Linked DNA regions of Mus musculus: region 2 is linked to region 1. A link is a contact called in ENCODE Hi-C or POLR2A ChIA-PET data. All regions are on one chromosome and are shown on one strand. The core of a region is the stretch at or near the end of the contact, and the rest is flanking DNA. Distances in the headings are between cores, read along the strand shown.

The links. A loop is a pair of places that touch in the nucleus more often than their neighbours do. ChIA-PET counts read pairs that join two places held with the same protein, here RNA polymerase II (POLR2A).
Region 2: a map of left cerebral cortex shows a loop between it and region 1 (2.3-fold over the local background). The contact joins the promoter of Asic2 here to the enhancer-like site in region 1. A Hi-C loop is called at or near these places in 2 of 37 maps with a recorded cell type or tissue (both left cerebral cortex). POLR2A ChIA-PET finds 5 or more read pairs at or near these places in 1 of 5 experiments (embryonic stem cell).

Annotation. Positions count from the first base shown.
Region 1 is chr11:80,960,096-80,962,898 of GRCm38, reverse strand. The region is part of intron 2 of Asic2 (acid-sensing (proton-gated) ion channel 2); the gene reads left to right. Among named protein-coding and RNA genes, the nearest start is that of Gm51909, 64 kb to the right of the region's middle. Within about 2 kb of position 1,359, at least 1 of the 3 ENCODE cell types and tissues checked has a DNase peak (open chromatin) inside an H3K27ac peak, as active enhancers do; it is left cerebral cortex, where a contact is called at or near this core.
Region 2 is chr11:81,151,517-81,154,319 of GRCm38, reverse strand. It overlaps Asic2 (acid-sensing (proton-gated) ion channel 2), which reads left to right and starts at 1,417. Exons shown (of 10, transcript NM_007384.3): 1 at 1,417-2,562. The coding sequence starts at 1,855. It overlaps Gm51910 (a long non-coding RNA gene), which reads right to left. Exons shown (of 3, transcript XR_003949744.1): 3 at 2,587-2,803.

The DNA of each region.
Region 1 (2,803 bases), core at 110-2,609:
GGTGGGGACGAAGCACAAAGGCCAAGACACAAACTTGCAAAATCTAGACTAGAGGGGGAAAAAATGGTTGTCTTCCTGGACTCTGGAATCAGATCTACACACAGGAGGCGGGGCATTTCTGAAGGAGAGGTCAACACCCTTCTTGTCCAACACAGAATTCTACATTCAGCAGATTGTAAGTGTGACTCGAGGGGAGAACTGGGTTTCAGAACAACTCGTGTCTCAGGTGACTCCTGCTAGACGTTACTGAGGGATGAGAGAGAAAAAAGCCAGAGAGAAAAGATAAAGTGAGGACCTGGGAACAGAGAACTTTGCTGAGCAAGAATTCCAGGTGTGAGTGGAGAAAAGGGGGCAGCCGGTGAGGAGAGAGCTGTGAGTCCAAAACACAGCAGGCAGCTGTGGGCTCCAGGAGGGACCACATTTGCGGAGCTGGCCAGTGTCCTGAAAGGCATTTCAGAGTTCTGCTCCCAGGGCAGGTTCCAGGGAAAGGAATGAGATGAATGAGTGAGCAAAACGCCAGGCTACACGAAACCAAAAGCCTAAGAGCGCAATCATCTATGGGGCTGGGGAGATGGCTCAGTGGGTAGAACACTTCCTTGGAAGGCATGAGGACCCTGAAGCTCAGTAGTCATGACCATTTGATAAAGTTCCAGGCCAGTGAGAGACTTTGTCTCAAACAGAAGGTGGAAGACGCCTAACTAAGAAATCATACCTGACATTGTCCTCTGTCCTGCACACATGGGCCATCCATCCACACACATGTACCCCCCCCCCCCACACACACACCTTTCTGTGTTATAAGGCTGGATTACGAACATTTGTAGAGTTATGGCTATGTGAAAGCTAAATAACCAATTGAGCTCAAATCTATACCTGTATTCTGAGGGTGGCTGGAAGGCAAGCAAAGGGAGGCATTCCACGAAAGAAGCCCACGTGCGCTCATCCTCTGTGGTAAGAACTCAGGAGCAAACGTGTCAGAGTTGTACCACCAAGAAATAGCAGGCAAGCAGTTGTTGCCTGTGATGCATGAACACAGAAAAGATAGCTCAATGAGCGTAAAGTAGAGCCTCGGAGGGGTAGCTCTTAGTGGGGAACGGAGTGCAGAGATGGATCGGGAAACACGCTTTTCAGTCAGTGCCTTGAAGCACCACTTAACTTTTAAAATTATGTACATAGACTGCTTTGATAAATATAAAAGTTAAATTAAAAATAACCATAAATTTTTACCATAGCTGGAAGGCCTGAGCAGCCATCAGGGAGAGCAGAGTTCCTACCCCCACATCCACCCCATTACAAATGGGACACAGCTAGAATGAGACTGAGGTTGCCATGGTTTCTCCAGCATCTCTGGCTCCCAGGAAAAACTCTTGTCATGGTGCCAGGTCCTAAGGACTTCCCAAGAATGAGAGGCAGTGGCTCTGGCCTGAATTCTGAGTGGAGTCCAGAGCACACTGACATGCAGCCACCAGCTGAGAAGCCCTGCTTATGCTTAGAGAAGGGCTTTGTGCTGGGTGGGCATCTCCACAGGTGCCTGAAGACTCGGAAGGAATGATGCTATAAATTAGATGCACTGCTGGAAGCCGGCATCTATGGAGCAACCTGATTTTTATCATGCTGGAGACCTGCTAAGTGTGGTGCAGAAAGCATATATGATCTCGTTGGAGGTCCCAGCCAGACAGCCAGCAGCCCAAAGAGAATACCTAGGGAGCTGAGGAAACAGACCCAATATCCTGTTTAGGGGATCTTCATTGTGCACCCACTGTGTTCTCGGGCACCTCAGGAATACAGGCAGAAGTCCAGGGAGGGTTGTAAGAGTACATAAGCTAGGGACTTTCTGGGGAATTCACATATGATTCTGCCACAGTTAGACATCTTTTCATCCTACAGCTTTCACATCCAATGTCCAAGGCATGGCCAAGTCTTCACATAGGAGCCGTTGGGTGCTCTGATCACTAGACTAGAAACAGAACAAGGAAGGAGGTGACAGCTCCAGAGGGGAGGAGAAGAGCATTGAAGGGGAGCTGTGCAGAAGAAATGAGCTTGGCTCTCCATTTGCTAGGCATGGGAGTGAGAGGAGGCTGTGGGGTTGTGGGTTGCTGAAATCTCAAGTACAGGGAGAGGAAAGTCAAGGTCAGCCCAGAGTGTGCTAGGCTAGCTTCCAGGTAGAAGCCAAACCATTTGGTAGCTGGCTTGGTGTGTTTTGCTAAAATGTAGATGTGCAGCGGCTAAAAGCATTTTCAGCTCCTCCAGAAGAACCAAGTTCTGTTCCCAGCATCCATGTTGAGCTGCCTGTAACTCCCAGGTGATGCAACACCTTTCTCTGACCTCCTTGGATATCACCGTGCGCGACACACACACTAATAATTATTAGGACAGTTATTGTTAATGTGAACTGGAAGTCAGTCCTCACCCAGAAGCCTAGGCTCAGCTGGGAGCGTGTTAGATGTGGAATCTCAGGGCATGCCCTGAATCCTCAGAGCACTTGAGGGGACTCACAGATATTTAGTTGTCGGAAGATCAGGCCTAGACTACTGTTTCCCACCATGCAGAGGCCTAAAGATGCCCTTTTAACAGCAATATACTTTTCCTTATTAAATAATATTAACAACAGTTATCCTATTATCACCATACATTTTCCTGCTTCTTCCATTCACTGATTGGGAAAATAGTCAGACAAGGTTGCTATGAATTCTGTAACACTTAGGATGGATTTAGAATTTGATATATTTATCGGTCAATATCCTACAAGATCCATTCAGCAACCTCGTCAAAGCTGACTTCTGCTGTCAACATTTTCTATGAA
Region 2 (2,803 bases), core at 168-2,667, 190 kb before region 1:
GAGGCAGAAGAGAGGAGCTGTCCCCTTGAGTCCATCCTGCCACAAGTCCTGTAAGTTTTCCCAGTAACTGGTCACATAGCCCTTCCTAAAAGAAATTCATACACATGCAAATCGGAAACTATACTCATTCATACCCACAGCCAAGGATGTGCACACATAGAACATACAGCCCATCACAGGCACTCGTCTACTTATGACACATCCAGCAGCCGCAGCACATCAACCCACAGGCAGCTTCACGAATTGAAGACTTGGCACAAACGCCGGTTCACATATAAACAGTTCACATCCTACACACACCCCTGCACGACACCGCACTCACACTTGCTCAAGTGCCCACGCTGCACAGTCCCATCTCTCTCCAGCCCATTTCACACGCCCAGGCATCCCTTCACATTTCTTTGCACACGGCTTGCACATAAACACAGCATTCTTACTACTCTCCATCTCTTCCACAAGCCGGTACAACCGACCACATCTGTGCTGCCCCCAACCCCCCCCCCCCGCCCCAACATCCCCTGCAACTTCAACAAGAGGCTTCCCGCTTGGTGTGCAGCGGCCACAGTGGCCAGGAATTAAAATGCAGCAAGGAGGAGCCGGGAGCGTCAGAACCGCGTCTCCAGGAGCGCACAGCGCTCGCCTCGGCCGCCGCCGCCCCGCCCGCCCGGAGCCGCGGGGCCAGCGAGCGCAGTAGCAGGTGCTCAGAGCCCAGCAGCGCCAGCCGCGCCAGCCTCGCGCGGCTGCTGCCCAAGTTCGCCCGGGGCCCGAGGAGGGCCGGGCTACCGAGAGAGGAGAGCAGCCGCCGCCACTGTCACCGCCATCGTGGACTTGGAGTCTTGAGAGGAGACGGGCCCACCGGAGCTGCGAGCTTCGATGAGCAGCGAGTCCGGATCAGCCTCAGGAGGTGTTGCTTGGGCTCCGCAGTTCCCAGCTCCCGTCTCCCAGAGAGAATAAGAGGCAAGGAACAGCATAGCCGGGTTTTTCTAAAGACGATCCGTGCCGAGAGGAAAAGCGATAGTTTCCCAGCACCAGCAACCTTGGAGGGGCCCAGCAGCGAGCAGCTTTCCGCAGGACGCCTTGAGAAGCCCCCGCCCCAGACGACAGTAGACACCCCGCGGGACTCAGGACTTGGGGAAGCCTGGGAGCGTCTCAGCAGAAAGCAGCTCCGGCAGCCGTGAGAAAGAAGGGTCCTGGAGGAAAGGGAAGGTGCAAGTCGCCACTCGGCGACCACTCACCCCAGTACACACCCACCCCACCCGCCGAGCCTGGAGCCGCGGAGTGCCTCTGGGGGCGCTCGTTCCTTGGCGCCTTCCCTCGCATGTCCCAGCACCACTGGGCTAAGGGCCAGACTAGTGGGGTCCCCGGGACTGGCCAAACCAGGCATGGTGGCCCAGTGGTCTCTCTCTCAGGATCAGCGTAAAAACTGGGGTTAGTCCGTGCAGGGGGGACTCATCTCAGGGTCCCCCGAGGTCCAGGACCAGGATAGGTCGGCGGGCACAGAGCCCAGGGATTGGAGAGGCGGCTCCCAATGGGGCCCCTCCGGAGGTAGTGCCCAGTGACTCTCGTCCTTCTGGAAGACTCGGGGCCAGCAGAGCCTGGGGGTGGGGGGTAGTTAGGAGAGGCCAGAGCTAGGGGCGGCGGGCCGAGGCGGCACTCAGTCCCGGGCGAGCGCCCGCGGAGGCGGCGGCGGCGACGCCGGGAGGGCATGCCGCGCCACCGGAGCTCCTGTCGGGAGCAGGCTTCCCTGGCACAAGCTGCGCGCGGCTGCTGCTGCTCCCACTGCTGCTGCGGACTCCCATGGCGGCTCCGCCCGGCCGGGGCCGCCGCCGCTGTCGCCAGCCTCGGGCTGAATGAATGAGCCGGAGCGGCGGAGCCCGGCTGCCGGCGACCGCGCTCAGCGGCCCGGGACGCTTCCGTATGGCCCGCGAGCAGCCGGCGCCCGCGGCGGTGGCGGCAGCTAGGCAGCCCGGGGGCGACCGGAGCGGCGATCGGGAGCTGCAGGGGCCAGGGGTCGCCCGCAGGGGGCGGCCGTCCCTGAGTCGCACTAAATTGCACGGGCTGCGGCACATGTGCGCGGGGCGCACGGCGGCGGGAGGCTCTTTCCAGCGGCGGGCGCTGTGGGTGCTGGCCTTCTGCACGTCCCTTGGCTTGCTGTTGTCCTGGTCCTCGAACCGCCTGCTCTACTGGCTCAGTTTCCCGTCACACACGCGAGTGCACCGCGAGTGGAGCCGCCAGCTGCCGTTCCCCGCTGTCACCGTGTGCAACAACAACCCCCTGCGCTTCCCGCGCCTCTCCAAGGGGGACCTCTACTACGCGGGCCACTGGCTAGGACTGCTGCTGCCCAACCGCACCGCGCGCCCGCTGGTCAGCGAGCTGCTGCGGGGCGACGAGCCGCGCAGACAGTGGTTCCGCAAGCTGGCCGACTTCCGCCTCTTCCTGCCGCCGCGCCACTTCGAGGGCATCAGCGCTGCCTTCATGGACCGTCTGGGCCACCAGCTGGAGGACATGCTGCTCTCCTGCAAGTACCGGGGCGAGCTCTGTGGCCCGCACAACTTCTCCTCAGTGAGTTGCCCTCCGCGCGAACCCGCCCTTTCTGACCCCGCGCTTCCCAGGAGTCCTGAGGCTCTTAGGTGGGCCCCAGGGACTGGACACCAGGCCCCTGTGAGTGTCACTACTTCCTGACTGGGTGTCACCTCTCCTCAGTGCCCAGGAAGAAGCCACTCTCGAATCCCCTGAGTCTTCAGGTGGTGGGAAACTTGGGCTTGGCTCTGTCTAGGAAGTCATCTTAATGCTGTTAGCGTCT